Linked DNA regions of Homo sapiens: region 1 is linked to region 2. A link is an interaction called in ENCODE POLR2A ChIA-PET data of the cell type or tissue named here. Cell type or tissue: Panc1. All regions are shown on one strand. Links, peaks and the distances in the headings refer to the core of each region. The heading gives the core; the rest is flanking DNA. Region 1 holds the start of TAF5 (TATA-box binding protein associated factor 5). Region 2 overlaps NT5C2 (5'-nucleotidase, cytosolic II).

What was found. ChIA-PET counts read pairs that join two places held together with the same protein. Peaks named below come from ENCODE experiments on the same cell type or tissue, not always from the same donor. Only the 100,000 strongest peaks of a DNase experiment are listed, where the experiment ranks them.
Region 1: POLR2A ChIA-PET joins it to region 2 with 11 read pairs; 3 of 35 experiments call an interaction of 5 or more read pairs at or near these places.

What each region holds. Positions count from the first base shown.
Region 1 is chr10:103,358,667-103,374,543 of GRCh38, reverse strand. It overlaps TAF5 (TATA-box binding protein associated factor 5), which reads right to left and starts at 6,568. Exons shown (of 11, transcript NM_006951.5): 1 at 5,996-6,568; 2 at 949-1,186. The coding sequence starts at 6,554. RefSeq lists enhancers at 5,266-5,335, 6,466-6,705, 6,458-6,752 and a silencer at 5,796-6,335. In Panc1, for the core only: no CTCF peak of the experiment used is centred there; DNase peaks (open chromatin) are centred at 5,773 and 6,633; H3K4me3 peaks cover 2,144 bases; H3K27ac peaks cover 1,737 bases.
Region 2 is chr10:103,093,841-103,106,723 of GRCh38, reverse strand. NT5C2 (5'-nucleotidase, cytosolic II) reads left to right here. Exons shown (of 19, transcript NM_001351169.2): 5 at 18-135; 6 at 923-1,018; 7 at 5,398-5,489; 8 at 5,622-5,679; 9 at 6,705-6,798; 10 at 7,740-7,793; 11 at 9,350-9,433; 12 at 10,744-10,785; 13 at 12,269-12,376; 14 at 12,686-12,752. Among named protein-coding and RNA genes, the nearest start is that of NT5C2, 93 kb to the left of the region's middle. In Panc1, for the core only: no CTCF peak of the experiment used is centred there; no DNase peak of the experiment used is centred there.

The DNA.
Region 1 (15,877 bases), core at 3,095-11,094, 270 kb before region 2:
ACATTTCTTATTTCCCTTGTAGCTAGGTGTGGCCACTGACTGTTAAGATATAAAAGGAAGAAGTGTGTGCAGTTTCCGTGTGCCCTACCTGCTGACTGGCACACTGATGTGACTGCTTAGAGCAGGAAAACCATCTTATGCCACAAGGTGGAAATTGCATGAAAAGCATGAGAGAGCAACAAGACCGAGGGAGCTTGGGGCCCTGGTAATGAAGAACCCACCACACCAATCCCGAATGTCCCACATTTACGAGAAAAATAAACAAACTTTTATTGTATTTAAACCTCTGTTGTTTGGGTTCTCAGTTACTCTTATTCTAATCGAATCCTAACACTGCTTCCTAGTTTTCTTAAGATAAAGGCAAAAATAAACTTTTATTTATGCCATTGTTGATGAGTTTTCAGTGACTCTCAACCAAATCTAATCCTATCCAATACAACTCCCTACTGCTCTTAGGATAAACAAAGACCCTCAACATGGCCCAAAAACCTGCCTATCCTTTTTTTTCAATGCCTTCACTTTAACAATAGAACCTGCCTACTGTTCCAGTCCCTAACCAATTCCCAGCTTCATAGTATACCACACCCCCATCCCATTCTCTGCTCCAGCTACCCTGGCCATCTTTCAGCCTCTGTACCTACCAGGATCCTTCCCACCAGAGAGCTTTTACACATGCTTTTCCCTCTTCTCTTCATCTGGTTAACTCCTACCTAATCTTCAGATCTCAAATCTCACTTCAAGTATCATTTCCTCTGGAAGCCTTCTCTGACTTCTCCAGCTAGATCAAACCCCACATTTTAAGTTCTCATAGCCTCAGGTACCTCTCCTTCACAACGTACTTTTTAAGTTGCAGTCTTACATTTTTGTGGTTACAGATGTGAAAACATATGCACGCACACACACACACTACGTATGTGTGTATATATATATATGTAAAAATTTACATACTTCTCAAAGAATGACTTTGCTTCATTCTCATGTTGATTGTAGACTAGCTCCAAGTACATGTGCACAAACAGAGGATAAAAAAGTTGGGACAACTCTGCCCGATGGCAGTCCAGGGAACATTCAATGAAGTGTTTCAGTCCACTATAGTATTCTTCATACATTGTGGGATCTCCTTGTTGGTTGTAGGCTGACAACACGGCACTGACATCTGGCTGGTCTTCCACAGCAACACTTCCAACTATTTAAAAAACAAAAAACTTTTAAGAAAATGACCTATTATGACCATGTGACTATGGCTGTATTGTTAAAGCCCACAGGTGAGTTGTTTCTCAGACTGTTGTCTCTTTCTTCCCACTGTCTCTTCCTCAACACAATCACATAATCTTTTTTTTTTTTTTTTGAGAGGGAGTCTGGCTCTGTCGCCAGGCTGGAGGGCGGTGGGGAGATCTCGGCTCACTGCAACCTCCACCTCGCAGGCGAGTGTCTTGCCTCGGCCTCCCAAGTAGCTGGGACTACAAGCGTGTGCCACCATGCCCAGCTAATTTTCATATTTTCAGTAGAGACAGGGTTTCACCATGTTGGCCAGGATGGTCTTGATATCTTGACCTTGTGATCCTCCCGCCTCGGCCTCCCAAAGTGTTGGAATTACAGGCATGAGGCACCACACCTGGCCCACGTAGTCTTTTTTTTTTTTCTTTTTAAGATGGAGTTTCACTCTTGTCGCCCAGGCTGTAGTGCAATGCACAATCTCGGCTCACTGCAACCTCCCCATCTCGGGTTCAAGCGATTCTCCTGCCTCAGCCTCCTAAGTAGCTGGGATTACAGGCATGCACCACTATGCCCAGCTAATTTTTGTATTTTTAGTAGAGACGGGGTTTCACTATGTTGACCAGGCTAGTCTCAAACTCCTGACCACAAGTGATCCACCTGCCTCCCAAAGTGCTGGGATTACGAGTATGAGCCGCCGGGTGCGGTGGCTCCCGCCTGTAATCCCAGCACTTTGGGAGGCTGAGACAGGTGGATCACGAGGTCAGGAGATCGAGGCCATCCTGGCTAACACAGTGAAACCCCGTCTCTACTAAAAACACAAAAAATTAGCCAGGCGTGGTAGTGGGCGCCTGTAGTCCCAGCTACTCGGGAGGCTGAGGCAGGAGAATGGCATGAACTCGGGAGGTGGAGGATGCAGTGAGCCGAGATCGCGCCACTGCACTCCAGCCTGGGCGACAGAGCAAGACTCCATCTCAAAAAAAAAAGTACGAGCCACCGCGCCCAGCCATAATCTTTTAATGGAATTTTTTTCACTTGTTTCATCACCCAAACCGAAACCCATCAGCACACCCATATCTTAAGATAACAATAACAGGCCAACACGGTGGCTCACACCTGTAATCCCAGCACTTTGAGAGGCTGAGGCGGGCAGATCACAAGGTCAGAAGTTCAAGACCAGCCTGGCCAACATAGTGAAACCCCGTCTCTACTAAAAATACAAAAATTAGCTGGGTGTGATGAGACGTGCCTGTAATCCCAGCTACTCGGGAGGCAAAGGCATGAGAATCACTTGAACCCAGGAGGCAGAGGTTGTAGTGAGCCAAGATCGCTCCACTGCACTCCAGCCTGGTGACAGAGCAAGACTCCGTCTCAAAAAAAAAAAAAACAATAACAAGGAGTCAGTATTTCTCCTGGAACTACCTGATGTTAAAGACAAATTGTATAAAAGATATGTGCAAATCAAACAACTACATTAACTTTCTCTCAATGCTCTGTGCAAATGGCACCCACCACGACCAAGCCATGCACTGCAGTAACATTCCCAGCTCTCTGGGCCACCCAAGCACTGTGTAACATTCTTGTAACATATCCTATCCTGTGTTCCCTTCACATTATATACATCTCTTACCCCTTACAAAATGTAAGTACTTAAGGGTGGGAAGGACCATGCCTTATTTATATCTTCAAAAGATAGTTATATGCTTAAGACAATTTCCATAACCACCACTTCAAAACAGAAAACGTAAGTATTTATTGGTAATACAGCACCACCTAACAATACATCTGTCAATTAAATCAGTCAATTAATCTGTCAATTAAATCAGAATTTGGTTGTTGGAAATTTCTGTAAGTTGCCATTATAGTACACTTTGCTCTTTACTGCAGAAATGTGATAATTTCTTTGGTTACTCTGATGGCCTCTTTTCCTCCTTACTGATTTCTCAGTTATGATCTATAATTAGGTCAAGTTTCTGAAGAGATCTGAGATTACAGCAAAATAACCAACAATATAATTCATCTTATAGTTCATTCACAAAATTCAACATTCAAAAAAGATTCCTCTCTCTTTTTTTTTTTTTTTGTAAAGACGGAGTTTTGCTCTGTCACCCGTGCCAGAGCACAATGGCTTGATCTCAGCTCACTGCAACTTCTGCCGCCTGGGTTAAAGTGGTTCACCTGCCTCAGCCTCCTGAGTAGCTGGGGCAACAGGCACATGCCACCACGCCCAGCTAATTTTTTTGTATTTTTAGTAGAGATGGGGTTTCACCATGTTGGCCAAGCTGGTCTTGATCTCCTGACCTCAAGTGACCCACCCGCCTTGGCCTCCCAAAGTGCTGGGACTACAGGCGTGAGCCACCGAGCCCGGCCTTCAATCACATCTGCACACATTTCTATTTACGGATTACAATGAGGTATGAATACAATGCTATGTATGAATACTTCATTTCTGGCAATGCTGCAAAAATTAGGCCTCATACAGACTAATTTGGCTAAAAGCTCTGCACTGGGTAATTCAATAAACATTTATTGTTAGCTCAGGATCACCTTTGATACCTTATACGGTATATGAGTTTTACTGCATGGATTTGTGACAACAGTTGCTGGGAGAAAGGAGGGGCTCAGGTTTCAGGTACATACACAGAGGCATAAACTTATCCATACCAAACATTTTACATATAGATATTATAAGTGCCTCAAGTGGCCGGGCACGGTGGCTCACGCCTGTAATCCCAGCACTTTGGGAGACCAAGGCGGGTGGATCACAAGGTCAGGAGATCGAGACCATCCTGGCTACCACGGTGAAACCCCGTCTCTAATAAAAATACAAAAAAAATTAGCCAGGCATGGTGGCACGTGCCTGTGGTCCCACCTACTCGGGAGGCTGAGGCAGGAGAATCGCTTGAACCTGGGAGGCGGAGGTTGCAGTGAGCCAAGATCACACCACTGCACTCCAGCCTGGCCGACAGAGCGAGACTCAGTCAAAAAAAAAAAAAAAAAAAAGCCTCATAACCACTCATTTAATAGAGAGAGAAAATTCAACATGAGAATGACCTGCCTCCTGACAATATTAATGTAAAAAAAAAATTTTTTTTTTGAGACAGAGTCTCGTTCTATCACCCAGGTTGGAGTGCAGTGGCGCAATCTTGGCTCACTGCAACCTCAGCCTCCCGGGGTCAAGTGATTCTCCTGCCTCAGCCCCCCAAGTAGCTGGGATTACAGGCATGCGCCACCACGCCCGGCTAATTTTTGTATTTCTAGTAGAAAGGGGGTTTCGCCATGTCGGCCAGCCTGGTCTCAAACTCCTGACCTCAGGTGATCCACCCGCCTCAGCCTCCCAAAGTGCTGAGATTCACAGGCATGAGCCACGACGCCCGGCCAATACGAAGGTAAAAAAAATTAAAAACTAAAAAAATAATGACAATCAGCATCACACAAGTAAATGCAGCAAAGACAAAAAGGTCTGTCCAATGCCCATGCCTAAACACATGGCTCTCAAGCTGCCATATGTCAATACTCCTTAGAAGCACTTATTCAAAAGTGAAGATTCCCAGATTCCACCTCTAGAGGACCTGATTCACTAAGTCTGAAGTGATGCCCAGGAACCTGCATCCTCCAAAGACTTAACACTGGTGGTACTCAGCCCATATATATTTTTAAAATTTCAGCCGGGTGCGGTGGCTCATGCCTGTAATCCCAGCACTTTGGGACGCAGAGGTGGGTGCATCACGAGGTCAGGAATTCAAGACCAGCCTGACCAATATGGCGAAACCCCATCTCTACTAAAAATATATTTTTAAAAATTAGCCGGGCGTGGTGGCGCGTGCCAGTAGTCCCACCTATTCGGGAGGCTGAGGCAGGAGAATCGCTTAAATCTGGGAGGCAGAGGTTGCAGTGAGCTAAGATCACGCCACTGTACTCCAGCCTGGGCGACAGAGCAAGACTCCGTCTCAAAAAAAGAAAAAAAGAAAAAGAAAAAAAATTCAACTTTTAGCTGAGATTCAGGGGGTACATGATGTGCAGGACTGTTACAAGGGTATATTGTATGGCGGCCGGGCGCGGTGTCTCACGCCTGTAATCCCAGCACTGTAGGAGGCCGAGGCAGGTGGATCATCTGAGGTCAGGATTTCGAGACCAGCCTGACCAACATGGTGAAAGCCCGCCTCTACTAAAAATACAAAAATTAGCCGGCCGTGGCAGTAGGAGCCTGTAGTCCCACCTACGCGGGAGGCTGAGGCAGGAGAATTGCTTGAACCCGGGAGGCGGAGGTTGCAGTGAGCCAAGATTGCGCCACTGCACTCCAACCTGGGCAACAGAGCAAGTTTCCGTCTCAAAAAAAAAAAAAATCTATAAAGTATTTATCAACACATCTTTTAAGAGGAACTAAAGAAATAAAGAGAAAATAAAGTACTTACAGTACTTAAAGTACGCTAGTACGAAACTGTACAAACACTGTTAGTGTCATGCGGACCTGCCCAAGGCTCAAAAGCCCAAATGAAAGGAAAGGGACCAAGAGCGTGAAGATCCCGCCTCTCCGCGCTCACCTTCCCCATACATCCCTCTGCTCAACAGCTCTCCTCAGCTTCTCACTGGAACTGACAGCTCGGAAGGGGGTTTGACTGCGCAGCCCGCGCACTAGAGAAAGGGGCGGGCATGTGGCCCTAGAGGCGGGCCCAGGAAATTCAAAACAAGCCCGCAGAGGTGCAGGCCTGCCAGCCCCTGCCTTACCGGCTTGCTCCCCTTCGCGGCGGCCGTACCTACCCGGGACCCCACGGCTCACCTTTACCCGGAGCCGCAGGACCTGAGGCTGAACCTGAGACGACCGTGGCCCCCGAAGCGCCAGTGCCCGGAGGGTCGGGGGCCGCAGGGCCAGGGGCCGAGGCGGTCACCCGGCTGAGAAGCGCGCTGGTCACCTCAGCGCCGGCGCTGTCCACCTCTCCCGGGGCTCCGGAGCCCGCCACTGCCTCCTCCAGCAGCCCGGCCTCACGGCGCAGCGCCTCTTCGGCCTCGCGGAGTTTGCTCTGCCGTAGGAACTGCAGCACGGCCAGTAGAGTCTGTCGGTCATGCGGAGCGCCGGCGTCCGGAGCAGCGGCGGGCACCGGGGCCGCCCCCGCCGGGGCAGCGGCGGAGACAGCCACCGTGGGCTTGGGGGTCCCGCCATCCCCGCCAGTGGACGACGACGCCGCAACGTTCCCGCCGCCGCCGTTGGGGCCGTTGTTGGTAGTGCCGCCGCTACCCTCGCCTGCGCCGTCCCCCGCCTGCGGAGGTAGCAGCGTTGGCGGTCCCTCAGGCTCTAGCTTGACCGCCACCTCCGTCTGCTCCTCCGCCAGCGCCGCCATCTTGCGGCTGAGCCACCTCGCGCCGTCAAGCGTGATTGCATTTTCGCCACATGGAGGGCGGGGAGGAGCATTTCACGACAACTCTAGTAGGCCATTTACGGCAGTAGGAGGAGCGAAAAGGAAGGAGAAACGGAATAGGAAAGAGAGCAACTTTCAAAACCGAGCGAAAGAAAGGCAGGAAGTGGGCATTGGTGACCACCTATTACATTTGCCTGAGAATAATTGCCATTTATTGCAGGCCAGCTATATTTAGGCATTATGATAGATGTTTTACATTATGTGATCTCCTTCAATTCAATAATCTTTTTCTTTTTTCTTTTTTTTTTTTTTGAGACGGAGTTTCGCTCTTGTCGCCCAGGCTGTTAAGCGATTCTCCTGCCTCAGCCTCCCCAGTAGCTAGGATTACAGGCATGCGCCACCACGCCCTGCTACAATTAAATAATCTTATGAGGTAATATTATCCCCACCTCGCAGATGGCTCAGTTGAAACCAAGAGAGGTTAAATAACTTACCAGAGGCAAGAAGAAAGTCCAAATGTCAACATTCGAATCCACGTATTTAACTCAAAAACATATACCATTTGCCAGAGGGAGGCTTCCGAGATACTGGTAGTTTTACATTTTGACCTGAATAGTGCTTACTTTTTTTTTTTTTTTGTCATTTTTACTTTTGTAAAAGTTAATCGAGCTGCATGCATTACATTACATTTATTTATTTATTTAACTTTTGAGACGGAGTGTCGCTCTGTCGCCCAGGCTGGAGTGCAGTGGCCCGATCTCAGCTCACTGCAATCTCTGCCTCCTGGGTTCAAGCGATTCTCCTGCCTGAGCCTCCCGAGTAGCTGGGATTACAGACGTGTGCCACCACGCCCGGCTAATTTTTGTATTTTCAGTAGAGACAGGGTTTCGCCATGTTGGCGAGGCTGGTCTCCAACTCCTGACCTCAGGTGATCCACCGGCCTCAGCCTCCCAAAGTGCTGGGATTACAGGCGTGAACCACTGCGCCTGGCCCGTATACATTACATTTCAATAAAAAGTTTTTAACGCCAGGTGCGGTGGCTCACGCCTGTAACCCCAGCACTTTGGGAGGCCGAGGCGGGCGGATCATGAGATCAGGAATTAGAGACCAGCCTGACCAACACGGCAAAACCCCGCCTCTACTAAAAATACAAAAAATTAGCCAGGCATGGTGGTGCGCCCCTGTAATCCCAGCTACTCGGGAGGCTGAGACAGAAGAAGAGCTTGAACCCGGGAGACGGAGGTTGCAGTGAGCCGAGATCCCGCCACTGCACTCCAGCCTGCGCGACAGTACGAGACTCCGTCTCAAAAAAAAAGTTTTTAAATACCAGAATGTTGTGGTTGTGAAATATGTACGTTATGTATTCATGCTATTATCCGTTATTACAAATAAACCATTTTAATTGTATATTTAAAAATCATGGCCACACGCAGTGGCACATACCTGTAGTCCCAGCACTTTGGGAGGCCGAGGCGGGTGGATCACCCGAGGTCAGGAGTTCGAGACCAGCCTAGCTAACATGATGAAACGCCATCTCTACTAAAAATATAAAAATTTAGCCAGGTGTGGTGGCGGGCACCTGTAATCCCAGCTACTCGGGAGGCTGAAACAGAGGAATCACCTGAACCCAGGAGGCGGAGGTTGCAGTGAGCCGAGATCGCACCATTGCACTTCAGCCTGGGCAGCAAGAACAAAACTCCGTCTCAGGAAAAAAAAAAAAAAAAAAAAAAATCATATATGCCATTTTGCAATGTGCTTCATAGGTTATAAAACCCTCCTGCATATTTTATCTCATTGGAAACTTGTAACTCTGTGGAATAGGTACAGACGAGAAAAGTGAGCCTGAGACATTGGGAAAATCTAGCACAGCCGTTCAAGTTATTGGTTTTGAGGTCTTACCAGCGTCCTTTGACCCTGCTTACTTTTAAAAAATATTTTATTTTATTAATTAGAGATCTGAAGCCTTACTATATTGCCTAGGCTGGCCTTGAACTCCTGGGCTCAAGCAGTCTCTCACCTCAGCCTCCCAAGTAGCTGAGACTACAGGCACAGACCACCTGGCTTGACCTTGCTTACTGGCTGAATAACCTGGAGCAAGTTACTTAATTTACTATGTCCCAGTTGCCTAATTTTTTTTTTTTTTTTTTGAAACGGAGTTTCACTCTTGTTGCCCAGGCTGGAGTGCAATGGCGCCATGTCGGCTCACTGCAACCTCCACCACTCAGGTTTAAGCAATTATTCTGCCTCAGCCTCCCGAGTAGCTGGGATTACAGGCATGTGCCACATCAGGCCCAGCTAATTTTGTATTTTTAGTAGAGACAGGGTTTCTCCATGTTGGTTAGGCTGGTCTCGATCTCCCGAACTTAGGTGGTCCACCTGCCTCGGCCTCCCACAGTGCTGGGATTACAGGCGTGAGCCACCACGCCTGGCCCCAGTTGCCCAATTTCTAACAAAAAAATAATAGTAGTTACGTCATAGTGTTTTGAGAATTAAATGAGGTAATGCATATGCAATACCTAGTATGTAATAAATAACCATTGGTTATTTCTACTTCACTTTAAAAGGTGTTCTGTAAATGTTTGATTAAGAAAGTGCAAGCATAATGTTCAAAAGTGATCCCGAGACTGAAATGCAAAGCTAATCTAGGGATAGGGGTGGCGGCTCATGCCTGTAATCCCAGCACTTTAGGAGCTGAGATGAAGGTTGCAGTGAGCCGAGATTGTGCCATTGCACTCCAGCCTGGGCCACAGAGCGAGACTCCAGCTCAAAAAAATAAATAAATAAATAAATAAAATAAAATACTGAGTGTGACCCATTAAATTGATCTTAACTGAATTAATTTTTTTTCTTTTTTTTTTTTTCTTTTTTTTTGAGACGGAGTCTCACTCTGTCGCCCAGGCTGGAGTGCAGTGGCCGGATCTCAGCTCACTGCAAGCTCCACCTCCTGGATTTAGGCCATTCTCCTGCCTCAGCCTCCCGAGTAGCTGAGACTACAGGCGCCCACCACCATGCCTGGCTAATTTTTTGTATTTTCAGTAGAGATAGGGTTTCACCGTGTTAGCCAGGATGGTCTCGATCTCCTGACCTCGTGATCCGCCCGCCTCGGCCTCCCAAAGTGCTGGGATTACTGGCGTGAGCCACCGCGCCCGGCCTGAATTAATTTTTTTTCAATCTCAGCTCACTGCAAATTCCACCTCCCAGGTTCAAGTGATTCTCATGCCTCAGCCTCCCGAGTAGCTGGGATTACAGGTGTGCACTACCATGCCCAACTAATTTTTATATTTTTAGTAGAGATGCGGTTTTGTCATGTTGGCCAGGCTGGTCTCAACCTCCTGACCTTAAGTGATCTTCCCGCCTCAGCCTCCCAAACTCCTGGGATTACAGGAATGAGCCACCGCACCTGGTTAACCCTGTGTTTAAAAAATAATAATAGTAATAATTCTATAACCCCTCACACTTTCTTTTTCTTTTTTTTTTTTTTGAGACGGAGTCTTGCTCTGTCGCCCAGGCTGGAGTGCAGTGGTGTGATCTCGGCTCACTGCAACCTCCGCCTCCCAGGTTCAAGCAATTCTCCTGCCTCAGCTTCCCAAGTAGCTGGGACTACAGTCGTGCACCATCATACCTAGCTAATTTTTGTATTTTTAGTAGAGACAGGGTTTCACCATGCTAGCCAGGCTGGTCTCAAACTCCTGACCTCGTGATCCACCTGCCTCGGCCTCCAAAAGTGCTGGGATTACAGGCGTGAGCCACTGCGCCCGGCATAACCCCTCACACTTTCACACACTAGTTTTAGCATCCATTGCTGAATTTTTTTTTTTTGCGTCAGTTATTAATACCATGGTTACCAATTGGTGCTTTTCTAATTTCATCATTTCTCCTACACTTATTAGTTGGTTTTCTAATGGAAGGAAGAAATTTTCCATCTCTTGGTTGGGCACAGTGGCTCACGCCTGTAATCCCTGTACTTTGGGAGGCTGAGGCCGGGGTGGGGGTCACTTGATGTCAGGAGTTTGAGAATAGCCTGGCTAACATGGTGAAACCCCATCGCTACTAAAAAAAAAAAAAAAAAAAAGCCTGGCATGGTGGCTCACGCCAGTAATCCCAGCTACTTGGGAGGCTGAGAGGAGAATCATTTGAACCCAAGAGGCGAGGTTGCAGTGAGCCGCCATCATGCCACTGCACTCCAGCCTGGGTGACAGAGGAGACTCTGTCTCAAAAAAAATAATAATTTTCTGTCTCCCTATTTATTTATTCACACAGTTACTATCAACATTTTTATTTTGATATTGTCACAAATTTGATCATTAGGATCTCCTTCAAACTGGCTCCTGTATTTCTTTGACATGGCCACATAATTGTTTGAGCACTTCCTTCTTAATTTCTAGCACAATGAGACATTCTACACTCCCTTTATATTGTCCCAGGCTAGAGTACAGTGGCACATTCATGGCTCACAGCAGCCTCGACCTCCCTGGGCTCAGGTGATCCTCCCACCTCAGCCTCCCAGGTAGCTGAGACCACAGGCATGTGCCACCATGCCTGGCTAACTTTTGTGTTTTTTGTAGAGATGGGGTTTTGACACGTTGCCCAAGCTGGTCTCAAACTCCTGAGCTCAAGTGATCCACCTACCTTGGCCTCCCAAAGTGCTGGGAATACAGGCATGAGCCACCGTGCCTGGCAAGTTCCTTTTATTGGTATTAGAAACCAAGACCAGAGTGTGAGGTATGTAATTGCTTCTAGGCCCTCTCAGCAGATAGTGCTGAGAAATGTACATACATCTACATGTACATATCTATCTATATCCATTTATCTTTATCCTTAAGTTCACCTTAAATGTCTCCAATTCTAATCTAGTAAAGCAGAATTTATTCTATCCATTCCCTTTTCTGTATTTTTGACACCCTTTTCCAATAGTGAGAATTCTGTCATTGTTCACAACATATTTACTTACTTGCTCAATCCTAGGATGTAGAGAAAGTGGCTTCAGAATTGCTAACCTATGTCTCTTTTAAAAAAGAAGTGTACTAATTAGATTCAATAATTTTTAGAATGCTGGCAGTTCTAGCTTTGCACAATAGTCTGGGGCCATAAAAAATAAGTGTGCTGGCCAAGTGCAGTGGCTCACGCCTGTAATCCCAGCACTTTGGGAAGCTGAGGCAGGCGGATCACCTGAGTAGAGGAATTTGAGACCAGCTGGCTAACATGGTGAAAACCCATCTCCACTAAAAATACAAAAATTAGCCAGGCATGGTGGCGGGCACCTGTAATCCCAGCTACTTGGGAAACTGAGGCAAGAGAATCACTTGAACCTGGGAGACAGAGGCTGCAGTAAGACAAGATTGCTCCACTGCACTTCAGCCTGGGTGACAGAGCAAGACTCCATCTCAAAAAAAAAAAGTTTGCAAGTGGAAACCATGCAAAGTGATATTAATAATCAATGTTAACATTGCTCTGTGACCTTCAAAAAATGTGAAAATATTCAACAGTCTCTTACTGTTGGGTGTAAATGTATAGAAAAATGAAAAACAGGCCAGGCATGGTGGCTCACGCCTGTAATCCCAGCACTTTGGGAGGCAGAGGCAGGTGGATCAGGAGATGACGAGATCAAGCCCATCCTGGACAACATGGTGAAACTCTGTCTCTACTAAAATACAAAAAATTAGCTGAGCATGGTGGCGTGCACCTGTACTTCCAGCTACTGCAGAGGCTGAGGCAGGGGAATTGCTTGAACCTGGGAAGTGGAGGTTGCAGTGAGCCGAGATCGAGCCACTGCACTCTAGTCTGATGACAGGGCAAGACTCTGTCTCAAAAAAAAAACAAAAATGAAAAACATAGTAAAACTAATATTTATTTGGTACACTGTAACTTAAAATATTAGAAACATTGAGGATTGGCTGGGTGCTGTGGCTCATGCCTGTAATCCCAGCACTTTGGGAGGCCGAGGCGGGTGGATCACGAGGTCAGGAGTTCAAGACCAGCCTGGCCAAGATGGTAAAACCCCTTCTCTACTAAAAATACAAAAGTAGCCGGGCGCAGTGGCAGGCACCTGTAATCCCAGCTACTTGGGAGGCTGAGGCAGGAGAATCGGTTGAACCTGGGCGGCAGAGGTGGCAGTGAAGCAATATTGCGCCACTGCACTCCGGCCTGGGTGATAGAGTGAGACTCCGTCTCAAAAAAAAAAAAAAAAGAAACATTGAGGATTAAAGTGCTTCATTTCTTTGTTAAAAATTCATCAAGAATAATAGGAGTCCAAAAGGCTTATTGGAAAAAAAAAAACTCATTACGAATAGTTTGAATAGTGCTTGCCTTCTTCTCTTATAATTTACAGTATAGTGATAGTGTGTTTTTCGTTCCTTAGCAAATTGTCGTACTCCTTTCTAAGTTTGCATTTTTTTTCTTTTGTGCTTTCAATGTTGTGAAATGTCTCTGAGACCTCGTATTTAATGCAAAGGTTTTTTTGCTGGCAACACTTCCTCTGGGATATCTTCATCCTTTTAATAACAACAAATTTCATCATTTATGTCAATAAATTTGCCATTTATGGGTGATTGAAATTTGACTTCCAACACTTTTCCTTTCGTTACTACACTTTCATGTTTGTTCATTAATTCTTTCTTCTGATTATTTATTTGTTTGTTTTGAGACAGGGTCTCACTCTGTTGTCTGGGCTTGAGTGCAAGGTGTAATTGTGTCTCACTACAGGCTCAACCTCCTAGGCTCAAGGGATCCTCCTACCTCAGCCTCCCAAGTAGCTGGGACTACAGGCTCGAGCCACCACACCTGGCTAATTTTTGTATTTTTTATAGAGACAGGGTTTCACTATGTTGCCCAGGCTGGTCTTGAACTCCTGGGCTCAAATGATCCACCCGCCCGCCTCAGCCTCCCACAGTGCTGGGATTACGGGCATGAGCCATTGTGCCAGCCTGATTATTCATTTTTATAAAATGTCATGTGAGTCACTGGCAGACAAGGAGACAAGACAACTACAACTGAATAAGGTAAGTACAATGACCAATCACCAGCTGACTTTGAAAGAAGTAAGATGCCTGGCGCAGTGGCTCATGCCTGTAATCGCAGCACTTTGGGAGGCCTAGGCGCAGGGATCACCTGAGGTCAGCAGTTCGAGACCAGCGTGACCAACATGGAGAAACCCCGTCTCTACTGAAAATACAAAATTAGCCGGGCATAGTGGCACATGCCTGTAATCCCAGCTACTCAGGAGGCTGAGGCAAGAGAATTGCTTGAACCCGGGAGGCGGAGGTTATGGTGAGCTGAGATCGTGCCATTGCACTCCAGCCTGGGCAACAAGAGCAAAACTCCATCTCAAAAAAAAAAAAAAAAGAAAGAAAAGAAAGAACTGAGATGATGGTTACCGATCACCAGGTGTCTCTTGTTTACTTAGAGATTTGTGGACTGAAGAGCTAGTAGCAAAGTTTATACTTTATGCAATTACAGTTAATATACTATGGTAACTACCTTTGAACCATGTTATTGTTGGACTGATGTTATTTAATTAAACTGTGGTAATTGAAATTCATACATGTCGGAACTGAACAAAGCAAGAACCTTCTGTATTTTTTGTGTTTAGCCTATGGATATATAGTCCAAATCCTATGCTGAAAAGTAATTTGGGTTAGTTCTTCCCCACCCCATCCTTCACGGTGGTTATCTTAATCATTTGAAGCACGGTTTGATTAATTTATTTCTCTTTGTATTCTATATATATATATATATATATATATATATATATTTTTTTTTTTTTTTTTTTTTTTTTTTTTTTTTTTGAGATGGTGTCTCGCTGTTGCCCAAGCTGGAGTGCAGTGGCGCAATCTCGGCTCACTGCAGGCTCCGCCCCCCTGGGGTTCACGCCATTCTCCTGCCTCAGCCTCTGGAGCAGCTGGGACTACAGGTGCCCGCCACTTCGCCTGGCTAATTTTTTGTATTTTTAGTAGAGACGGGGTGTCACTGTGTTAGCCAGGATGGTCTCGATCTCCTGACCTCATGATCCGCCCGCCTCGGCCTCCCAAAGTGCTGGGATTACAGGCGTGAGCCACCACGCCCGGCTGTGTTCAATTTTAGAAGGTTTCCCATCTTATTTTTAAATATAAAATTCAGAACTATGCAAAAAAGTATATTCAGGGAAGTGTCATACCCATTCCTTCTATCCTTTGTTCCACCCCATTCTAACCACACCTTTTTATCCTTTCTGTTTCTTTTTCAAATGTGCAGATAAGGTACAGTATATTTTCTTCTTTCTCTTTCTTTTCTTTTTATTTATTTATTTATTTATTTATTTATTTATTTATTTATTTATTTTTTGAGACAGAGTCTCACCTCTGTCGCCCAGGCTGGAGTGCAATGGCATTATCTTGGCTCACTGCAACCTCCGCCTCCCAGGTTCATGCGATTATCCTGCCTCAGCCTCCTGAGTAGCTGGGATTACAGGCACCTACCACCACGCCCAGCTAATTTTTGCATTTTTAGTAGAGACGGGGTTTCACCACGTTGGCCAGGCTGGTCTCGAATTCCTGACCTCAAATGATCCACCCGCCTCAGCCTCCCAAAGTGCTGGGATTACAGGCATGAGCCACCACGCCTGGCCTTTCTTTCTTTCTTTTTTTTTTTTTTTGAGATGGAGTTTCGCTCTTATTGCCCAGGCTGGAGTGCAATGGCACGATCTCAGCTCACCACAACCTCCGCCTCCCAGGTTCAAGCAATGCTCCCGCTGTAGCCTCCCAAGTAGCTGAGATTACAGGCGCACACCACCACGCCCGGCTATTTTTTGTATTTTTAGTAGAGATGGGGTTTCACCATGTTGGTCAGGCTGGTCTCGAACTCCTGACCTCGTGATCCGCCCGCCTCAGCCTCCCAAAGTGCTGGGATTACAGGCATGAGCCACCATGCCCGGCCAGCCTCTCTTTCTTAAACAAAAGGTGGCATACTATAGATCCTCTTTTTTTTTTTTGAGATGGAGTCTCGATCTCGCTCTGTCGCCCAGCCTACAGTGCAATGGCGTGATCTCAGCTCACTGCAACCTCCGTCTCCTGGCTCCAAGCAATTCTTCTGCCTCAGCCTCCTGAGTAGCTGGGATTACAGGCACACATCACCACACTCGGCTAATTTTTGTATTTTTAGTAGAGACGGGGTTTCATCATATTGGTCAGGCTGGTCTCAAACTCCTGACCTCATGATTCACCCACCTTGGCCTCCCAAAGTGCTGGGATTACAGGCGAGAGCCACCACACCCGACAGGTCCTCTTTTTTAAGTTGCTCTTTTTCACTTAACCATGTATCCTGGAAATCGG
Region 2 (12,883 bases), core at 4,206-12,205:
ACCTCCTCTTTGTGCAGTGTACAAGTCCCCAGAGTATGAGTCCCTTGGTTTTGAGCTTACTGTGGAGAGATTAGTTTCTATTGGCTATCCCCAGGAGTTGCTCAGCTTTGCTTATGATTCTACATTCCCTACCAGGTAATTTTTAAAGATATTTTTGGATTAAGACTAGATTAAGACTACTTTCCTTACCCCTCAAATTAGACATTCCAGATTTATCCTTAACAAAAAAACCCCCCAAAACATTGAATAATTCTTTGTTGTTTTTTTGGTTGGTTGATGTTGATTCTAAAATTACCATGAACTTTCCATATACACCATATCTTGGTGTTCCTGAATTAAGCTCAGTTTATTGCAACTGAGGAAGACCCACTTACAGGTAAAAAAGGAGATTACTAAAACTGATGGGCAGTAATCACAGGTGGTGCTATTTGGGGCTGTTGGCAAATAGGTACGTGTTTCTCTAATACACTTAACATGATAGAAGCTTGGCAGTTTCCATTTCTGGATTTGATAGGGAATATTTAAGATTAAGAAAATGATGTTTGAGATGCTATCATATATATCCCACATACAGCATCTAATGGAGAAAAATATAAGCCTTCTCAGTTGTCCAAGAAAAAAGACTATGTTTTAGAATGGTACCAGCTGTGTAGTAAGAAGAATGTTTTTTATACCTTGTTTGATTAAGCACTTATTCCTTACAGAAAACAATTATGATTTTCTGTCTGGACGGAGTCAATATTTTTTAGTTGCTTTAGAATTAGTTTTTAAGATTTTACTCACTTTAGCTATATTAGGACATACTTTGAGTTGGTACAAAGCTTGAATTAAATGAGGTTGGTTCATGATGATTAAATACTACTACATAAAATTATTGCCTGTATTACTTTGCATTATCAATAATGTCTTCATTTTCACATAGGGGACTTGTCTTTGACACACTGTATGGAAATCTTTTGAAAGTCGATGCCTATGGAAACCTCTTGGTCTGTGCACATGGATTTAACTTTATAAGGGGGTGAGTACAGAGAACCTTTAGCCTCTTTCTAATGTTAAAGTCAAACAATGTGAAGATGACATCATCTCCCCAGATGTAATATATTTCCCTATTACTTTTCATCATTAAAGAGCAAATTCCCTTACATAAGGTTAGTTAACAGTTATTTATTAGGCAGTTGGAACCCAAACTGACATATAGTTAGCAATTACATTTTGTTTAAATTAAGTGCCTTCCAATTATACAGCATACAACAAAACTAATCTTAAAACTTGCCCAGAAGAACTTTAGTAGTTTTGACTTATTTGAAATTCTAAGATTTTTATTTTCTTCTTTCTAATACAGTTCTCAGGTAGCTGTTCAGAAGAGGTATGTATATAAAAATGCTTTGAAAAAATTTTAAACTATAGCAATTTAAATGATTAAGAGATTTTTAATAGCCAATACGTTTTTTAGATTCTAATGAATCTAAACTTTGAATCCTGACATTTGATTGTGTCATTAAAAAAATGTAAACATAAGGTTAAAGTGAATATGTGCTAATAATATTTTAAACAAATAAGAATAAGCTTTATTTTCAAAATAAAAATATTTCCACTATTGTCACTAATTTGAACTTTTTACCCTAGTAAACAGCAGATGAAATTTAGTATCTACTATTTTTTTGTGAAATGTCCCGATATTTTCAAATCATAATGCCACAATTTGACAACTTCTGTAGCTATAGCTTTACTGTTATACATTTTCTCTACTGTTATGCCACCTTATTTACTATTGACATTGTATTAAGGTCAGAACAACAGCTCGTAAAACCAGAATAGGATGTGTGTCAGTCTCTTATGTAACTTTTCCATTTACTATTCATTCTTGATGGCAGAATAGGAAAAACACCAGGCTACATTGAAATGTTTAAAAAGACAATGTCTTTTTTTGTGATAAGAGGCACAAACCAACTGTAATTGTACCAGAGCTTCCTTTAGATTTGAGGTCACAGGATGCCCCTTAGAATTGAAGCATCTAAGACTCTTTAGTTGGCATTACTGACATTACACAGGCTCAGAGATTTCCATGTATACATGAGAACGGTGTGAAGTAAACACCCATCTTGACACATCTGAGCAGGCCAGTGATTACATCCACATTTCTTTCACTGTTTCTTTCATGAGGGGGTTTGTTCAGGATCCATGAAAATATCAGGAAACAGGATTTAGAATATGAAGTAATTACAGGTTGTACTAGTAACTTAAGCTATTTTATACACAGATATTGTCATCATAACTCAGAATCTCAATGAAGATGAACCAGGGTTCTATTATGTCTAAAAAGGAATTTTTGTATTATAAGGGAGGGGTAGGCAGAGAAGAAAAGAGAAGCAGTTGGATAAGTTAGTACTACGATCAAATTTCCAACTCAAGATCCACAGACTTCCTCTCTTCCCTTAAATAAGCCAATAAAGTTTCCACATAGCTCCTTTGCTAATGCATTTAATAGTGTTTCAAAAATAAGTCATTTATGAGTAAATGCAGAATCATTCAAATAGCACTTAGCACTGTGCAGTCTTTAGAGTTAAACAGAAAAGCTGGCCAGGCACAGTGGCTTACGCCTATAATCTCAGCACTTTGGGAGGACAAGGCAAGAAGACTTCTTGAGCCTAGGAGACCAGCCTGGACAATAAAGTGAAACCCTATCTCTACAAATATCAAAAATTAGCTGGGCATGGTGGTACATGCCTTTGGTCCCAGCTATATGGGAGACTGAGGCAGGAGGAGTGCTTGAGCCCAGGAGGTTGAGGCTGCAGTGAGCTGTGTTGGTGCCACTGTAGTACAGCCTGTGTAACAGAGCAAGACCCTATCTCAAAAAAATAAAAATAAATTAATAAAATTAAAATTCCCATGAAAAGAAGAGACTGAAGATAGAGGGAAAGAAAGTTATCGAAGCTATTACAGTGGTAGACAAGGCTGGAAAAGAAGGACTCCATCAGGCTTTGCTAATGAGTTAGGACCTTATTTTTTGATAAATTTTTATTCTGTGGGTCACAGAAAGTTAGTAGTAATCTGTGCTGTAACTGTTTTCTTCCCATTCCAAGTGTAGCATTTCTTTTATGATATATTACCTCCCCCAAATTGATTTTTATTTTAAATATATACTAGTGTGATTTGACACTGAAGTTTACAATGTAATTGCTAACTATATTTATAAATCAATTTGGGTTCTAACTGCCTAATAAATGTTAACCATCTTTATGTAAAGGAATTTTTCTTTAATGATGGAGGGAATAGGGAAGTATATTGTATCTAAGGAGACAGTGTCAGCTTATTAAATCTAACTGAAGAAAGTATATTTTTACTGTTACCTTCCACCTTACTTTTATTAAAGAAAATCTTGGAAAGCTAGAAGATAAGATACTCTACAAAGTTATTCATTATTGGGAACTCTCATCTCAGAAGAGTGACTTAAGACAGGGAGCTAATGTGATTTTTATATGTCTAACTAGAGTTTATGCCATTTGTAGTTAACAAACCCAGGCAGGAATTAATCCAGGTCACTCTGAGTGTGAGCTTTAAATTTGATTTCCTTTATTTACATTGTTAATCTCCATGTATTCACTGTCAGAACTGTGCATTTTTATATTTTAGTATTTTTCCCTTTGAGTTTCTCTGAAATGTTTTCTTCTAGAAGTGTTTTTGCATCTTTAACAAATTCTGCTTCACTGGCTTTTTTCTTTTAAACCTTGAATTTTCTTCATGGTTCTGTTCTGTCTCTTCTCTTCCTTCTCTGCACACTAAGTGGTTTCATCTCCTCTAATACTTTTCATGATTCCATCTAGTATCTGTACGTAGATGATCTCAGTTATCTCTCAAGGCTGAATCTCTTTTAAGTTCTTGACCTTTGTTTCTAATTGCCTAATAAAAATCAGTTTACTTCAAACTTAGTATCACTAAAATAGAACTACTCTCACATCACTTCTTATCTAGTTTTCATATTTCTGTTCATCGTACCAACCACCTCTCAGAGACACCTTAGCATGGACATCATCATCTTTGACTCTTTAATGTTCCCCCAGCCAAATCTGCTCAGTTTGCCGGGTCTTATTTTACCTTGGTAATCTCTCTTGAATATATGAGTGAGCTGAGATCACGCCACTGCACTCCAGCCTGGCCGACAGAGTGAGACTCTGTCTCAAAAAAAAAAAAAGAAAAAAGAAAAAATTCTGAGAGTCAACTGGGTGATTCTGGGTTGCACAGCTGATCTCTCTATGCTCTTTCACATGTCTGTGGTTAGCTGGTGGGTGACCTGGCATCTGATCTACAATGGCCTCATGCACATGTCTGGCATTCACAGGCTGTTGGCCGAGTGCTTCATTTCTACATGTAGCCTTCTATCCTCCAGCAGACTATCTCACTGTCATGCACATAGTAGTCCATGGTTCCAAGTGCTGCAAGAGAGATTAAGCCTCAATACACACATGTTTTTCTAGGTCTCTGCTTGGATCCCATTTGCTGCTATACAAGCCTATATTCAAGGATAGAGAAATAGACTGAGTTCTAATGGGAGGAGCCACAAAATTGCATCACAAAGAGACAGGAAGAATTTGTGGCCATTGTTGGAGTGCATCACATTGTCTTTCCCCAGTTTATCCTAAAACAGCCACTAATTTAATTTTGTTTTACAACTCAGCCCCGATGGGATTATCCTCTGCTTTAAAACTGTCAGTAGTACCCTCTTGCCCCTAAATGGTGTAGAAACAGTAGCTTAATCTGCCTCAACCCATCTTTCTAGCTTAATTTTTCTCTGCTCCCCTTTCTCTACCCAAGTTGGACTAGTTTCACAACTGGTCCACCTAGCCTTTAAGGCCCAGCTCATATACCAGCACGTGCATGAATCCTTCCTAGATTTTCCTCTCCTTAGTCCTCACATTTGCTTCTCTCTACCTCTTAAGTTGAAATGGTGTTCCCTTCTTTGGTTTTCTCATAAATGTTTGCACCTTTCTTGTAGTAGTTGTGATTTTTTACCTTATAATTATATGTGTATGTGACCCACCTCGCCCACCACACTGACAACTCTTTTAAGAGCTGGAACCTAAGCTGGACATCACACCTGTAATCCCAGCTACTTGGGAGGCTGAGGTGGGAAGATTGCTTGAGCAATCTTCAGGAGTTTGAGTCCAGCCTGGACTTAAAATAGCAAGACTGTCTTAAAAAAAAAAAAAAATTAAAATTAAAAAAAATAAAGAGCTGGAACCTGAACTCGTTCATCTTCATAGCTATCCATGCGTAATATTCGGAATTCTGTCTTGCACATAGCCATCAAAATATTTGAGTTAATTTTTGAATAATGCTATTTCCCAATTATTATAATGTTATTTTAAAAATCAGTTAATTTTTAAATTTTTCTTTCAGACCAGAAACTAGAGAACAGTATCCAAATAAATTTATCCAGCGAGATGATACTGAAAGATTTTACATTCTGAACACACTATTCAACCTACCAGGTAGATTCATTCTATGCTTATTTATACTGATGCTTTCCCTTCTGTGACCATTAGTCTGTATTCAAGGGAGGTAATGAAATAAGTTTGAATTATTTCATTATAGCTTATGAATATCTGTTCTTCATTTTTCAGAGACCTACCTGTTGGCCTGCCTAGTAGATTTTTTTACTAATTGTCCCAGATATACCAGGTATGTATATACTATAATTATTTTTTTCCAATTGATTTTTAAAATTAATGCACAGGGTTTTAGAGAACTGGCCATTGTAGGTCTTTTCTGCTTTTCTAAAGTGAATTTAGTGCTAGTGAGAGATGCCACATTGCCAACCTGAGAGATGGGACAGCACCAGCAGCTCCATGCAGGCTCTCACCTCCCACACGGCCCCTCTCCTTGCCAGTGTGCTGCAGCCACCACTTCTGATTGGCTTCTCCTGGGAATGAAGACGGCCAGCAGAGGTGCTAATTGTGACAACTGAGTGGGAGGTTTGTGTGATGATTATCTGTCCAAGCAGAATTACACTAAAACCCCCCAACTCATTTCACAGCAGCTACCCAGGAGCCATTCAGGGATGGTAATTTAATTTCATTCCCAGGCCAGGCAAGATTTGATTAAGGAATAAATACTGTGTATCTTATCAGAAGTAAAATTTTGCGTAAGTCTTAAACAAGTTATCCTCTCCCTTTAGGGAGAATTATATAGCCAATACTGAAAGTTTAGCCATCTATATACCAGAGTTGGCTAACTTCTTATCCTCTTTGGGCTTTATCCACTTGAAGACACTAAATTTGGTGGAAAGCTGAGTCACTGAACTAAATAAAAAAATGGACAGTACCTTTGTACTTAGGGACAGTGTCAGGAAAGTCAGGGTGGAAAGAACCTAAATGACCAATTTTAAGTTTTAAATGTTTCTTCAACCTGTTTCTAAAAAGTGATAAATAAAAAAACCTGACATTTTTGGAACTTTGGCCTTTTAGCTTCCATTCAATATATTCTTCTATCACTTTGTATTTGTTCACAATTACTGTATTCCATTGAACACTATAGCCATTTCTGGTGGTCAAAGTGGACTTTCATTAGGGAGTAATTATTTTCCTCATTAGCCACAGCCTTTACCCATGTGATATGGAACCTTTGGGTCCCCTGGGAAATTTTTGATATATATTTTGTTTACCCTGTTTTGGATCCCCTGTCATGTTATTTTTATCTTTCTGTAGTTGTGAAACAGGATTTAAAGATGGGGACCTCTTCATGTCCTACCGGAGTATGTTCCAGGATGTAAGAGATGCTGTTGACTGGGTTCATTACAAGGTACCTAGAAGCTGTTTCTTCACCTGCTTGCTTTCTGGCATGTATTTTATGGCGTGGCATTAACTTTCCAAATGGAGCAGAATATTTCTTTTTTTAAAAAAAGAAAAAACAGATTTGCCCCCGCCTAGTGATAGCCCTCTAGAATACATTTGTTCTTGTCTTTGGTCTCGGTGGTAATGTTGATCTTTCCTCAGTGATGGTGTTTGGCTTCTGGATTTTATTTTAGTTTGCATTTCTCAAACTTAGAAGAGGTTTTAGTGTATTACATTATACTTAACATATCCTTTGTGGATGACAGTGGTCCATTTTTTTTGTCCAGATACCTCCCACCCGACTAATAACATTAATAAATATTAAATTTACATGTATTATAAACTATTGAATAAAATATGAAATGCCTTTTAATTTCAAACTTAAAATAGAAACTGTTTTATATTTTGAAGACAAATTTTAGAGGCAGGGTTGCAGCAAATCATACCTGCTACTTTTTTCTGGCCTTCTCTAGTTTGTCCACTTTTCCATTTTGGTAAATCCTTAAGAAATGCATTTGGGGCTGGGCATGATGGCTCATGCCTGTAATCCCAGCACTTTGTGATGCCAAGGCAGGTGGATTGCTTGAGCTCAGGAGTTCAAGACTAGCCTGGGCAACATGACAAAACCCTGTCTGTACAAGAAATACAGAAAATTAGCCAGGCATGTTGGTGTGGACCTGTGGTCCTAGCTACTTGGGAGGCTGAAGTGGGAGGATCACCTGAGCCTGGGGAGGTCGAGGCTGCAGTGAGCTGAGATTGTACCACTGCACTCTAGCATGGGCAACAGGGTGACCTTGTCTCAAAAAAAGAAAGGATTTGGGTTGATTAGTAAAAACCATTTTTCTTATAAACTACATGTTAAAAACTGATTTTGTTCTTTTCTTAATTCTTTTTTTTGTCTTCCTCCAGGGCTCCCTTAAGGAAAAGACAGTTGAAAATCTTGAGAAGTATGTAGTCAAAGATGTAAGTAATATAGGGGAAAATAGATCTGCATAATAGCTCATTTTACCTATTAGGGAAATTAATAACAAGCTGATTTATAATGAAATGGACAAAAGAAGAGATTTGTCTTGGCATAGTATGTGTCGGGTATAATCACCAAGAATATTCAGCTAGAGCATAGGTCTTAGTAGAGTTTTTCCTGTTTCTTGATAGGCAAGAAGACTCAGTATTTCATTTTTCCTGTTTCTTGATAGGCAAGAAGACTCAGTATTGCATTTGTTCGCTTAGCTTCAATTATAATAGCAGTTAGAGGTTTACTGTATGCACATCATCACCATGCTAAGTGATTACATGCATTATGCCATTTAATCTTCTGTATGACCTTGAGTTAGGTATTATTGTTGCCTCTGTTTTATAGATAAAAAACCTGAGAAATAGAGGGATTAAATAACTTGCCAGAGGTCACACAGTTAGTAAGTAGTAAAGCTAAGTCACACCCAAATCATAACTACTGCACTAGATCATCTCAAAAATGTGCATATATGTTACTGTTATTTAAAATGCCTTTAACCTGTCAACAGAGAGTAATGAGGAAAGCTTTAAAGTACCTTAAAAGGCATTAGTGGCAAACCTGATAAAATTTTTTAAAAAATCTGTGGTTAATAGTATTGTACCAATGTTAATTTCATACTTTTCATAATTATACTGTGGTTATATAAGATGTTAATATTAAGGGAAACTGGAGGAAGAATATATGGGAACTCTTTATTTTCACAGCTTTTCTATAAGTCTAGAACTGTTTTAGAATAAAAATTAAACACACATAGTGCCCCAAGATGACATACTTCTTTCTTTTCCTACAGAGTAAAAGTAGCAGAATACAGTATTTTCTCAAAGTACTGTGGTAAAGATTTCTTGTTTTCAGTTTTTGTGCTTCCTATTTTCACCCACCTCCCTTATTTCAAGAAAGAACACTGAATGGGGAGGGTCCGGGAGAATTTGAGTGAAGGAATCTATTTGCTATGCGAGAAGGAAAAGATATTTTTCTTTCCAGGCACATGAGGGGTTAGAATTTCCTCATTTAAGCGCACGTGGGTGTGGGTATTTCTAGGTAGCATCTGCACATGTCATTTCATTCTGCAAGGTGTTTTATAAAACCATAGTGTACACACTGAAAGCCATATCTAATAATCTCTATGTAGAGCATGTTTAAATCAGCTTCTGCTGACCTTTAACACACCTCACATACTTCAAGAAATCTCAAGGTAATTTAAACTCTTTCCTGAGGCAGACATCATGAGGAAGGTAGAGATATGTTGTTAACAGCCATATAACCCCTATAAATATGTGTATAATTTTACATGTAAATCTATTACATACACTGTGTATACTACATATGTTAATACTTTATTCATTTATAGTGATAATGTGGGCTTTTAAGTGCAAAATTCTGAAATCAGCTAACCCTTAAAAGGTTCCCCCATTCCTGTTGTGGACAGAAATCCAGTATTTGACAACTCCAAAGTGTAAAGATAAAAATGTTTTCGTGTTTCACTCATTATCCAATTACATTTCAGGGAAAACTGCCTTTGCTTCTGAGCCGGATGAAGGAAGTAGGGAAAGTATTTCTTGCTACCAACAGTGACTATAAATATACAGATGTAAGTGCTTCATGTGTATATTTATTTATGCAGTGGAATTATTTTGGCCTAAAGAACTGTGAAGACAATGAGGAAGATAGAAGTTTATTAAGTGAAAATAGTTTCTTGCCTTCTCATTTTCAAAGAGTAAAAAGGCAAAAATATACAGGATAACAGTGGTTCTCAAATTTTTCTAGAAATTTATTTTAACCATTTTCACTGATTATAATTGGCTACTTGAAAATTTTAATCTTGGGGTTATTTAAAACATTTGTAAAGATTAAAATGGCTTTTGTGTCTCTTTGGAGCATCATTTCTATAAACTTGAGCAGTCACACCCCTTATTGATGTGTATGTATGACTTTCCCTGCTGTTGGAAGACCTGCAGCAATAGATGCTGCACAGATGTTTTGGCTCTTAGCTGTCAAAATTTATATATCTTTTTTTTTTTTTTTTTTTTTTTTTTGAGACAGAGTCTCACTCTGTCGCCCAGGCTGGGGTGCAGTGGTGCGATCTCGGCTCACTGCAACCTCTGCCGCCTGGGTTCAAGCAATTCTCCTGCCTCAGCCTCCCAAGTAGCTGGGATTACAGGCACCTGCCACTGCGCCTGGCTAATTTTTTTGTATTTTTAGTAGAGACGAGGTTTTAACATCTTGGACAGGCTGGTCTTGAACTCCTGACCTCGTGATCCACCCACCTTGGCCTCCCAAAGTGCTGGGATTACAGGCGTGAGTCACTGTGCCCAGCCCAAAATTTACTACCTCTTAAAAACAGTTTTTTCCCATGATTAAAGCATGTGGAAAAACTGATCTAACTCCTTAACTTCATCTTACTTTTGCTGAGACACTTAAAAATTTATAGTACTGGCAAGAAGTTCCACTTCCCCCAATTCGCTGTACATGTAAACTTGATTTAGACACCTGGTGATTTGTAGTAAACAGTCTTACATAAACCGTTGGTTTGTTGACTTAGTTGGTCTAGGGATGGCAGTAGCGAAGCCAAGGTGATAGGTTATTTCTGTGTGAGTCATTAGTTTTCTCTATACCCCTACCTCATATGCTCCTTTCCTCCAAATGTGTGTTCAAAAACATCTTCCAGAGGAAGTATGTATCCTCCCTGAGAATGTCAGAAGCCTTTTTTTCTTTTTGGTATATGGTAAAGCATTAATTTCTGGCTTCCACTGCCATGATTTCATAAAATTTAGAGGAAACAAGAATGTGGTGAGTCCTATGTTGAAAAAGACATGTTTTGTGAAAAGCTTGTAATTTCTTTAGGTTATATACCTTTTGCAAAAGTAGTATATGGACCTTATGTTAAATTTTTTTTTCCAGAAAATTATGACTTACCTGTTTGACTTCCCACATGGCCCCAAGGTACCGTATGTGACTCAATAGACCACTGCTTTAATAACAATGAATGCATTTAATCATTCTGGAATATTAAGGGGGAAAGAATTGGTCAGAACCCACCCAGAAAAGTCCTACTTTTTAAGCCTATTGTCTAATCTTCATTAACATTAGAAGTAATCCAGGAGCTAGTAGAATTTAAAATCAAATTGCTAATTTAGAGTCCGCAACTTGAATACTTAATAGACAGAAATAAAAGGGATATTCATGTGATATTTAGTAGGATGGGATCAGAATAATTTTATGCCCAAGAAGTTCTATGCAAAATTAAGTTTGTGTGGCAATGAAAGGAATTTTCAGGTTGTGGATGATATTTGATTAACAGAAACAGAAAATGTATGTGTATTCTTGACAACTTCTAGATTTTGTATTAGTTGTTGCTAAGTTTTTGCCAAGAGAGCACTCAGCCTTGATATTTAGCAGAGAAGTCTTCATTTCTGCAGTACGGCTGCACTTAGGTTTAAGGAATACTCCTTGCAACTTAGTCACATACTTACAGAATTTTAGTCCTAGACTTTAGTGAATAAACATCAGCAAATCCCTGTTTTGAGAACACCTGAAATCACAGTGTGCAGTGCCCTTCAGGTTGGTCTTAAAAGGTTAATGCCAGGGTTCCATTTCAGGATAGTCATGATTTTAATGGGCATAACTCAGTATTGTGATTAGCTTACACTGTGAGCCAAAAGCCAGTGTGTACCTAGAGCCATCATTCTGAGAATGTAACCAGTAAAATTTCCTAATAGTTCCATGTTAGTTTGTATACTTTAGCTCTGATGCCTGCCTCTGTCTTAATCTGTCCCTTGGGTATTGATTTGCATCTCTCCCTAGCTCTTTTGAGCTCCTTTTAGCAAATTTCAGGTGAGCACACTTTCATAAAGTGCTGTAAAATAAGTATTGTAATTTAGTAGTAGATGAAATGATTTAATGTATAGAATGTGTTATTACAGTTATTTATTATTTATATCTTGTCTGCTTCCCAAAGGATATGGCTTATAATACATAGACACAATTTTTTTTTTTTTTTTGAGATGGAGTCTTGCTCTGTTGCCAAGCTGGAGTGCAGTGGCACGATCTCGGCTCACTGCAACCTCCCCCTCCTAGGTTCAAGCGATTCTCGAGCCTCAGCCTCCCAAGTAGCTGGGACTACAGGCGCCCGCCACCACGCCCGGCTAATTTTTGTAGTTTTAGTAGAGACAGGTTTTCACCATGTTGGCCAGGATGGTCTTGATTTCCGGACCTTGTGATCTGCCCGCCTCGGCCTCCCAAAGTACTGGGATTACAGGTGTGAGCCACTGTGCCTGGCTGACACAATACCTTTTTAAAAAATAAAATAGTGGGATCTTCTGGCTATACTTAGTATTTTTATATTCCTTGCATCTGAGTGAGATTAAATAGTAATGCCTTAAGGTAAGGAGTGATGTTTCAACTTTTGCTGTTTCTCCTTCACCAGCCTGGGAGCTCCCATCGACCATGGCAGTCCTACTTTGACTTGATCTTGGTGGATGCACGGAAACCACTCTTTTTTGGAGAAGGCACAGTACTGCGTCAGGTGGATACTGTAAGTCATGAGAATGATCTGTCTTGCTAGCACATTGTCCTTAATGTTTCTCCTTCCCCCACTCTTACTCTACATAAGGAAACAGGAATTTTTTTTTTTTAATTAGCCGTATCTCTCTTTTGAAATTAAGAGTTTTGGTCTTAACTGAAACAGTCAAACAAACCCACTAATTGAAAAGAGTAAGTGCCATTCATTTGGCTGTCTGGCCAAGTAGCACTGGTGGTGGGGGGTGGGATGGGAGGGTTGTGGGGTGAGGGGAGGATTGTGATAGGATGATAAAGTATTACAAAATCCATATTCTTCATACAGAAAACTGGCAAGCTGAAAATTGGTACCTACACAGGGCCCCTACAGCATGGTATCGTCTACTCAGGAGGTAAGTCACAGACTTCCCTTTATTTAATGTCTTTGCTCAGACCTCACAGTGAAAGCTTTGGTAATCTCTCAGCAAAGTGCCACATATACTGTTTAGTAGTCTAAGATGTCATCTACTGAAGGTAAATAGTT